Linked DNA regions of Homo sapiens: region 1 is linked to region 2. Evidence: read pairs that join two places in POLR2A ChIA-PET (ENCODE). Cell type or tissue: PC-3. All regions are shown on one strand. Region 1 has its middle 51 kb from the start of BNC2. Region 2 overlaps BNC2 (basonuclin zinc finger protein 2).

What was found. ChIA-PET counts read pairs that join two places held together with the same protein. Peaks named below come from ENCODE experiments on the same cell type or tissue, not always from the same donor. Only the 100,000 strongest peaks of a DNase experiment are listed, where the experiment ranks them.
Region 1: POLR2A ChIA-PET joins it to region 2 with 6 read pairs; 2 of 35 experiments call an interaction of 5 or more read pairs at or near these places.

The regions. Positions count from the first base shown.
Region 1 is chr9:16,919,044-16,924,043 of GRCh38, forward strand. No RefSeq gene overlaps it. Among named protein-coding and RNA genes, the nearest start is that of BNC2, 51 kb to the left of the region's middle. RefSeq lists an enhancer at 2,625-3,232. In PC-3, a CTCF peak has its summit at 3,145; a DNase peak (open chromatin) is centred at 3,028; H3K27ac peaks cover 765 bases.
Region 2 is chr9:16,810,710-16,815,709 of GRCh38, forward strand. All of the region lies in intron 1 of BNC2 (basonuclin zinc finger protein 2), which reads right to left. Among named protein-coding and RNA genes, the nearest start is that of BNC2, 57 kb to the right of the region's middle. RefSeq lists an enhancer at 1-335. In PC-3, no CTCF peak of the experiment used is centred here; no DNase peak of the experiment used is centred here.

The sequences.
Region 1 (5,000 bases), 110 kb after region 2:
AAGACATAGCAAGACTTTGTCTCAAAAAAAAAAAAAAAAGAATGAGAAAATGGAAAATCAGAACAAAGGAAAGGAAGGGGAGGCAAATAGTAACCACAATGGTTACTATTGTTCTCGTAGTATCTCTAAGCTTCCTGGCAGCAAGGAAAATAAGGAAATTAATGTGTTACTTGTGCCGGTTCCTTTCTACCAGAGGAGGTGAAAATTCTATTTGTGAATTCCAAAAGAAATTTCCCATATGGCAACTACTAGAGGAGCCACTTAGAGAGCTAAAAGATAAAATCCTCAGCAAAGGTTTTATCACACAGGCACCAGTGGTTCTCCCATGCCTGCTTTGTTCACTATCACCATTACAGAAATTGTGCCAATGCTTAGCATGTAAGAGGCGCTTATTACTAAATCTGTGACAAGAACTCACTCCGTCATTTCTTATAAGTTGGTGGCTGGAAGGGAGGAGTTTATTTTCCCCCAGCAACCCAGCCACCAAGAAATAATATAGAGTGTTTATTGTCTTGGACTGTGATCTGTTCTGGCTGGACCCTGTTGGAGACGGGAGAGGTGTGAGATGAGTGGGCCATTATCTGCAGGAAAGAGTAAACATCTAAAGGAGGGCAGCCCTATGAGAGGGCCCAGGTCCTGTCTGACTGGCCCCAAGGTCACTGAACCTGAACAAGGTGAGTCTGGACGTGACCACAAGGTTCTACATCAAGTAGAAGCCAAACGCTGTGAGGCTGGAACTGGAAGACAAAGCATCTATGAGATTAGACAAGGTTCTCCTTAGTGCTGTTTACCATGGAGAACAGCTTACAAGATGACAAGAGCTTCTGTTGTGGGGATGGAGTGCTTTTATTTGGCGCTTGATAATTGTATTAGTCCATTTCCATACTACTACGAAGAAAGATCTGAGACTGGGTAATTTATAAAGAAAAAAGTTTAATGGACTCACAGTTTCACATGGCTGGGGAGGCCTCACAATCGTGGCAGAAGGTGAAGGAGGAGCAAAGGTACGTCTTACATGGCAGCAGGGAAGGGAGTGGGTGCAGGGAACTGCCCTTTATAAAACCATCAGATCTCATGAGACTTACTCTCACGAGAACAGCGGGGAAAAACCCACCCCCATGATTCAATTGCCTCCCACTGGGTCCCTCCCACAACACATGGGAATTATGGGAGGTACAATTCAAGATGAGAGTTGGGTAAGGACACAGGCAAACCATATCAATAATAAAGGACATTATAAGGCTTTTTCTGAAATTTGGAATTTAAAACAACATCATTATATAAGCTCAGGGATTTTTTTGTTTTTGTTTTTTTTTGAGACGGAGTCTCGTTTTGTCCTCCAGGCTGGAGTGCAGTGGCACAATCTCGGCTCACTACAAGCTCTGCCTCCTGGGTTCACGCCATTCTCCTGCCTCAGCCTCCGGAGTAGCCGGGACTACAGGCACCCGCCCGCACACCCCGCTAATGTTTTGTATTTTTAGTAGAGACAGGGTTTCACCATGTTAGCCAGGATGTTCTCGATCTTCTGACCTCGTGACCCGCTGGCCTTGGCCTTCCAAAGTGCTGGAATTACAGGCGTGAGCCACCGCGCCCAGCCAGATCAGGGATGATTTTAGATAAGACTGATATGCAGGTGAATTTATCTTCAGTAAGTCCCTATGCATTTTGGGCATAGCCCTCTGTATCCACAGGCTGGATCCTTTTCTCGCTCTTGAATTAGACAACATTATGACACACGGACACCAGTTGGGGGAAGAGTGGAGTTTAATTCCCAAGCACCAAGGAATGCTTGGCTATAGAGTGCTCTTACCCATCTTTCATCAATAACCTTGCACAAGCAATTTTCCTGAAGACAGCACTATAACGAGTCTCCAAATATTTGATAGAATAAAATGGTGATGAGGAAGAAAGATCATAAAACTAGAGTCAGGATTCCAGATTCTGTAATTTACTAGCGCGTGCCCTCCTCAGAGAAGATGCATGAAAACATTTTAGGAATTGAAAGTACTGGCTGGGCACGGTGGCTCATGCCTGTAATCCCAGCACTTTGGGAGGCCGAGGTGGGCGGATCACGAGGTTAGGAGATTGAGACCATCCTGGCTAACATGGTGAAATCCCATCTCTACCAAAAATACAAAAAATTAACCGGGCGTGGTGGTGGGCACCTGTAGTCCCAGCTACTCGGGAGCCTGAGGCAGGAGAATGGTGTGAACCTGGGAGGTGGAGCTTGCAGCGAGCCGAGATCACACCACTGCACTCCAGCCTGGGCGACAGAGCAAGATTCCATCTCAAAAAAAAAAAAAAAGAAAGAAAGAGAGTACTACGTACGTGGGTTGTTATTTCTTATACACGGCCAGGGAACTTGATCTTTATTTTTGTATTTCAAATACAAATCACACTAAATCAAGAGGCTGGGCGTGGTGGCTAACACCTGTGATCCCAGCACTTTGGGAGGCTGAGGCAGACGGATCACCTGAGGTAAGGAGTTCGAGACCAGCCTGGCCAATGTGGCAAAACCCCGTCTCGACTAAAAATACAAAAATTAGCCGAGCGTGGTGGTGTGCGCCTCTGATCCCAGCTACTCGGGAGGCTGAGGCAGAAGAATTGCTTGAATCCAGGAGGCGGAGGTTGCAGTGAGCCAAGATAGCACCATTGCACACCATCCTGGACAAAAAAGAGCGAAACACCGTCTCAAAACAAACAAAAAAAAACAACCCTTAACCCCAACCCACATGCTGTTAGTTACTGAATGTCTATCACCTGCTAGGTGGTGTGCTAAGTTAACAACCATTTCACAAATGAGGATATTCTAGTACCAACATGTTAAATTCTTTATCCAGGCTCTCACAGAAGGACTAGATCGTTTTAGACAGGGCTTCCACTAGAAGAGAAGGACAGAAAGAAATAATATTAACAACAACAATAATTACAGCTGACTCAACGCCTTGCACTTTGTCAAACATTTTATGGCATTGTCTTGTTTGATCACCCATTAACCACCCTGTGAGATGGGTATTAGTCACCCAGTTTCACAGTTTAGGACACTGAGGTTCATGGTCTTTGAGGGAGGTCCCTAAGGTAATTCAGCAGGGATTAAAATCAATCCTTCCTGGAGACTTTGATTTTCACTATGTTCTACTGCCTCCCAGAGTAGAGCAGGAATAAAAACCACCATATTTCTCATTTCCCGATCAGTTAATTTATTGACATCAAATTTCTGAAAAAGTTCCTCCCCTAAAATGTAAGTAAGTTTAAAAATTTCCCAGAATGTAAGTACTGAAAAGAAAGCAATCTATATGGCTGTTCCCCTAGAGGTTTCTAAGGTGATTTAGGTTTATATTGCATTTTAATGGAATACAAAAGTTTCCATGAAAAGAAAATCACTACCTGAATTATTCCCTTCAAGCTAGTATTATATCCTCTAATACAAAAACAATGTAAAGTCATCATTCCTTTTTCTAATCCTTCTCTTACATTCTTTAGGATACTCTAGTCATCTTCATATAAAATGATCAAGGTGAAGAAATATAAAATGATCAAGGTGAAGAAAATAACCAAGGTGAGGAAAGAGAACCCTTTTGCTTTCTGGAATGTGGTTTGCCTTATTCTTTGAAAAGAATGTATAGAGGATTAAGTATACTTCCCCCTCTTAAACTGTGCTTGTTACTTCCTACCTCCCATCAAGTACGTAATTTGCAGATCCCAGTACAAAATGAAAACTAGGTCACCCTTGTTCAAAAATTATTAAGAATTCCAAGATAGCAACAGCAGGGCATAAATGGATGCACAGGACCCTTCTAACAGGGTCTGGCTTCCTAAGCCACTGCGCAGATCTCAAGCTCCTGAAACCAGTCCTGCCTCCCATTACCATGGTAGCTCCACAGATGCAACAGTAACAAACTTAGCTCGCTTTAGCCAAGGAATAAATATCTTTGATGAGCTACCAGTGGGGCCTCTTGGTGTTGTCCAGCTAAGGAGTGTGTGAAGATACTGCTATGAGGCTGGGCATGGTGGCTCACGCCTATAATCTCAGCACTTTGGGAGGCCAAGGTGGGTGGATCACGAGGTCAAGAGATCGAGACCATGGTGAAACCCCGTCTCTACTAAAAATACAAAAAAAATTAGCCTGGCATGGTGGTGGGCGCCTGTAGTCCCAGCTACTCGGGAGGCTGAGGCAGAAGAGCATGAACCCAAGAGGCGGAGCTTGCAGTGAGCTGAGATTGCACCACCACACTCCAGCCTGGGCAACAGAGTGAGACTCCGTCTCAAAAAAAAAAAAAGAAAAAGATACTGCTATGAGTCACTGAAGACATCCTGTCTCTTACTTAGGAGCTTACATCAGTATATAATTGCCACAAGTTATTTCCTTGTAAAAAGTCATTGAAATATTTTAAGTCAAGAATCATATAGAGTATTTTCAAATTCAAATACAATGTTAGAATAGTGGTATTGACTTTGTGTCCAGAATTAGCGGGTTCTTGGTCTCACTGACTTCAAGAATAAAGCTGTGGACCCTGGCGGTGAGTGTTACAGTTCTTAAACATGGTGTGTCCCGAGTTTGTTCCTTCAGATGTTCATAGATGTCCAGAGCTTCTTCCTTCTGGTGGGTTTGTGGTCTCACTGACTTCCGGGGTGAAGCGGCAGACATTCACGGTCAGTTTTACAGCTCTTAAAGGCAGCGCGTTTGGAGTTGTTCGTCCCTCCCAGTGAGTTCGTGGTCTTGCTGGCTTCAGGAGTGAAGCTGTAGACATTCGCAGTGAGTGTTATAGCTCATAAAGGCACACAGACTGAAAGACTGAGCATCAACAAGATTTACTGTGAAGAGTGAAAGAACAAAGCTTTTCCAGCATGGAAAGGCACCAGAACAGATTGCCACTGCTAGCTCCGGAAGCCTGCTTTTATTCCCTTATCTGACCCTACCCACATCCTGCTGATTGGTCCATCTTACAGAGAGTTGCTTGGCCCATTTTACAGAGAGCTGATTGGCCCATTTTACAGAG
Region 2 (5,000 bases):
ACATGTCTATGTCAAAAATGCTTAAAGCCAGTGATCCAAAGAGAAAAGCCGCTAGCCAGATACCCTACCTCAGAGTTCCATGGGAATGTAGACAAGGTGTTGCTAGACCCTCCAGTTGCTAGATCATCCTTCTCTTTTTCAAGAGAAACCAGAACTCTGAGCTGTCATATGAAATCTCCCCAAATTTTTTTTAAAAGGGGCTCGAACTCTTTTAAAACAGTGTACAGGGGCCAGCGCAGTGGCTCACGCCTGTAATCCCAGCAATTTGGGAGGCTGAGGCGGGCAGATCTCAAGGTCAGGAGATCAAGACCATCCTGGCTAACACAGTGAAACCCCGTCTCTACTAAAAATACAAAAAATTAGCCAGGCATGGTGGCGGGCGCCTGTAGTCCCAGCTACTCTGGGACTGAGGCTGAGGCAGGAGAATGGCATGAACCCGGGAGGCGGAGCTTGCAGTGAGCCAAGATCGTGCCACTGCACTCCAGCCTGGGCAACAGAGCGAGACTTCGTCTCAAAAGACCAAAAAAAAAAAAAACCAAAAAAACCACAGTGTATAGGGGGCCAGGCACGGTGGCTCACGCCTGTAATCCCAGAACTTTGGGAGGCCAACGCGGGTGGATCATGTGAGGTCAGGAGTTCAAGACAAGCCTGGCCAACATGGTGAAACCCCATCTCTACTAAAAATACCAAAAATTGGCCAGGCATAGTGGCGGGCACCTGTAATGCCAGCTACTCAGGAGGCTGAGGCAGGAGAATCACTTGAACCAGGGAGACGGAGGTTGCGGTGAGCCGAGATCGAGCCATTGCACTCCAGCCTGGGCAACAAGAGTGAAACTCCATCTCAAAAAAAAAAAAAAAAAAAAAAACAGTGTACAGGGAAAATCAAACCCATGTGAAGGCTAGACATGGACTGACTATTCAGTACATATGTAAACAGAAATGAGGCAGCAGAACTGCTCTTAAGAAAGGAGTGCAAACCTTTCTGCAAAATGTCCCTGGGAAGCTATGCATGTGGAGGCACTCCAAAAACGCATTTGCCAAGACAACACTAGTGTTGAAAGGAAAAGAAGAGCCCCTAGTGAATGGCCTTAGTGAAGGGGGCAAAGCAGTAAAACATTGGTGGGCCTGATGGTTTCTACAAAGCTGTCTTGAGTTGGGTTAGATGATGCAGCGGAGGTCTCAAACAGAAATCTACCTTGACCTTCCCTTCAGAGGTATACATACCTGATTTCTTTAGGGAGGTGTGAAAAAGAATTAATCAGAAGTCATCTCTGAGTGCTACTGCAGAAAGAGCTCTGCCTGCCCACAAGGTTTTCCAGCCTTAACTGCTTCCAGAGTTCTGCTGATCAGCTGCAGGGGAATGAAGCAGGGACTGGCAGGGAAGGAACCCTTCAACTGGGTTCACCTTTTGCTACCTGCCTGGCTACAGAACTAAGACTGAAGAGGGCACAGATCCTCAGTCTCTGGGTTTCTGAAGTGAAACCTGCCTGGCAGGCAAAGCTCTGGCTTGATGTAAGGGCTCTGGGCTTGGAGGTTGGTGGTGCTTGCGCTGGGGCTTCTTCACCTCTCCATCCCAAGAAAAAGATTCACAAAACCAGGGAATATTATCCACCAGCAGTCCCATCTGCCTATGTTAAAACACTTGGGAGTCTTCTGTGCAAATGTGGGGGCTCCCAGCCTGAGAGCTGGTCTCGTATCAAAAAGAAAGCAAGGCCAGACGCCAGCTCCAAACCCATCTGTTCCCCAAGCTCGAGGTGCAGGTGTGAGATCATCCCCACAAACCTCACCTGCCTGCAGTTTGTCACCTCGTGTCATTACCACAGGCAGAGATGCAATTGAGGCTTTTGTTTTACTTCACACCAGGGGGAAGTCATTTTTGGAGTGTTTCATCTTAAACAGTTTTTTCTTAAATGTGTGTGACACATATTCCTCATAGGACTTAATAAAATAGATATTTCTCATGCCTGGAAAGTAAACTACAGCTGCACAGGTTGAAACAAAATTTATTTTTAAAAACTAACATTCCAGTTGGATTCATTCAAAATACGTTTAGCTATAACTTCTGAAAAATGTTAAGCAACAAAAATAAAATAAAAATAAAACTGCTAATTAACAGGACAAAAACAATACTAACAAAACACACACTTAGTAGTATATTTTAGTGTCTCTGGTTACCTCAAGAAAAACAATATAAATTTTCAAAATAGAAAAATTCCTGGCCGGGCGCGGTGGCTCACGTCTGTAATCCCAGCACTTTAGGAGGCCGAGGTGGGCGGATTACCTGAGGTCAAGAGTTGGAGACCAGCCTGGCCAACATGGTGAAACCCTGTCTCTACTAAAAATACAAAAATTAGCCGGGCGTGGTGACGCCCCAGCTACTTGGAAGGCTGAGGCAGGAGAATCACTGGAACCCTGTAGGCCGAGGTTGCAGTGAGCTGAGATGGCGCCACTGCACTCCAGCCTCGGACAGAGCGAGACTCCGTCTCAAAAAGAAGAAAAACTCCTAAAGGTCTATATACCCACAACATTACCATAACGGAAGCAAGCAGAAAAACCATTTTTTTTTTTTGTTTTGAGACGGAGTCTGGCTCTGTCGCCCAGGCTGGAGTGCAGTGGTGCGATCTCGGCTCACTGCAAGCTCCACCTCCCGGGTTCACGCCATTCTCCTGCCTCAGCCTCCCGAGTAGCTGGGACTACAGGCGCCCGCCACTACGCCCGGCTAATTTTTTGTATTTTTAGTAGAGACGGGGTTTCACCGTGTTAGCCAGGATGGACTCGATCGCCTGACCTCATGATCCGCCCACCTCAGCCTCCCAAAGTGCCGGGATTACAGGCGTGAGCCACCGCGCCCAGCCAAAAAACCATTATTTTTAGAGTCTTAAAAATCTATCCTGAACCTGACATTTCTGTGAGAATGGAAAGAGGGGATGAATAATCATAACTACAAAGCTTCTAGCTGCAATTACAATGATTCATTATAAATACAAATAAAGCAAACTCATTTTCTTGCAAGAGCTTTGGTTGAATTGTAGAAGAGGAGGTATTCTTAATGTGACCTCAATGCAAAGAACATAGGTTTTTCACTTGGTTGGTTTTTTGTTTTTTTGTTTTTGTTTTATATATATCAAACATGTTCCCCACCCAGTAAGTGTCCAGCAGAAATAAAAGCAATGGGAATATGGTTTTCATGACATTCTCAGATGACTTCCAAGATCTTGTCACAATCGAGACTGTTAAAATGACAACTAATCTCTGAGACTCCATAACCTCCCCAGACACGGTGTACTAAAAGGATTTGGCTTGTCTCGTCTGTCCTGATTATGCAATATATGCTAGAAGCAGAAGAATGGTGACACGGACCACTGGGCTGTGGACAATGTTTTCTGGCCCTACTTGTTTCATCTCCTCATCTACTATTTTGTAGGTTGCTCTGACACTTGCAGTAAGATGAAGGTGGACATAACTCCAGGCAAGAGCAATGATAAATGTTTTTGCCTTGTCTATAAGGTAAAGAATACAGGAGGGTACATATTTATATAGTTGGTGGGCCAGCACGTGAGTGCACACAGGGACACACACATACACACACACTCTCCCTTTCATATATCTAGGCACTCAATATGTCTTTATTGGCATAGATATATAGATATGTTTAGCTTTATACAACAGACGTTTTCCTTCAGGTTGTGATCAGTATTTTGCAACTCAAATATTCAAAGGGCCTAGAGAAGCCTTACTATTTAAAAGAAATTTTACTCCTTTCATAAACCACTATTTGCTAATATAGGTAATTACCCCTAAATTATCCAAGTTTGTATTTATATATTCAGAAATGCATGCAAACCCAAACAAAGAGATCACAGTTAAACTACCTTTGGAAGTGTCCTCAGTAACATTTCACCTTATGGGTAAACAGATGACCACCACTAAATGGCAATGTTTGAGATAACAGATATCAGCTAGATACTGTTCAAACAACAAAAAATGGCTCAAGGATTACTGTTGGGAAGAGAAGCAGGGAAATTCAACATAATGTGCCAAATGCCACACCCACCAAATATCTAGGGGGGCTCCTATACATTATGGTGATTCTACCTCTCAAAGACATACCAAGATAAATCACATCTGTCCATTGGGATTGACAAGTGCTTTTTTCTTCCCTATTAGTTCTAAGACACTCAAGAGAGATAATGTTATTCACTTTACCTTATGATCTCCAAGGAAACAAACACTTCAGATGATTATCTCTAACTTGCCACCCCCAAACCCTCAAAGTATAAATATTCAGTGTAAGGAATAAGCTACCATGAAAAGAAATTATAAGGAAGACCCTAGGAAATTATATAATAATGATATATAATCAGCAAGACTTACACTCGTTTGACCAGCCTTTGAAAAGCAGCTGCCCAAATTAAAGGACTTAATTAAGAAGTGTAGAATAAAGCACTCCAAAAGCAAAGTCAAGGAGATAGAGGAAAAGAGCCCTGCATTGTGTTGAAAGAACAGCTAAACTAGATTAAGTACAGCTGGAGTGTAGGGTAAACATAGATCAGATATGGTAAGCTGTCTAAGGACCATGGCATGGAAAACTCAAACGCTGTGCAAAGTTTGAAAAGATTAGTAGCATGATCAAAACTGAGCTTTAGGTAAAATCTCCCTGGCAGCAACAGGAAGGATGGACAGCAGTAGGAGAGATTAGATATGGAATGTTTGTAAGGATACTACTATTCAAAGAGTTGAGGCAGGCAACTGCAATGGTCACAGTCAACTTTAATATAGCAGGTAAGAATGAGGGTATATAGATGCAGAATCCCTAAGATCTGGGATCTAAAGATAAGTCAATGATGATAGAGTTCAGCCTTTGGTGATGAGTGGCGGATCCATTAACATAAATTTTGGACATAACACAATCCAACTAATACTCTGGTTAACCATAATAGGGAAGAGGTTATTTCCCCCTTTCTTTTTAGCCTAAACTTCCTGCTATATCTGTGCTTCCC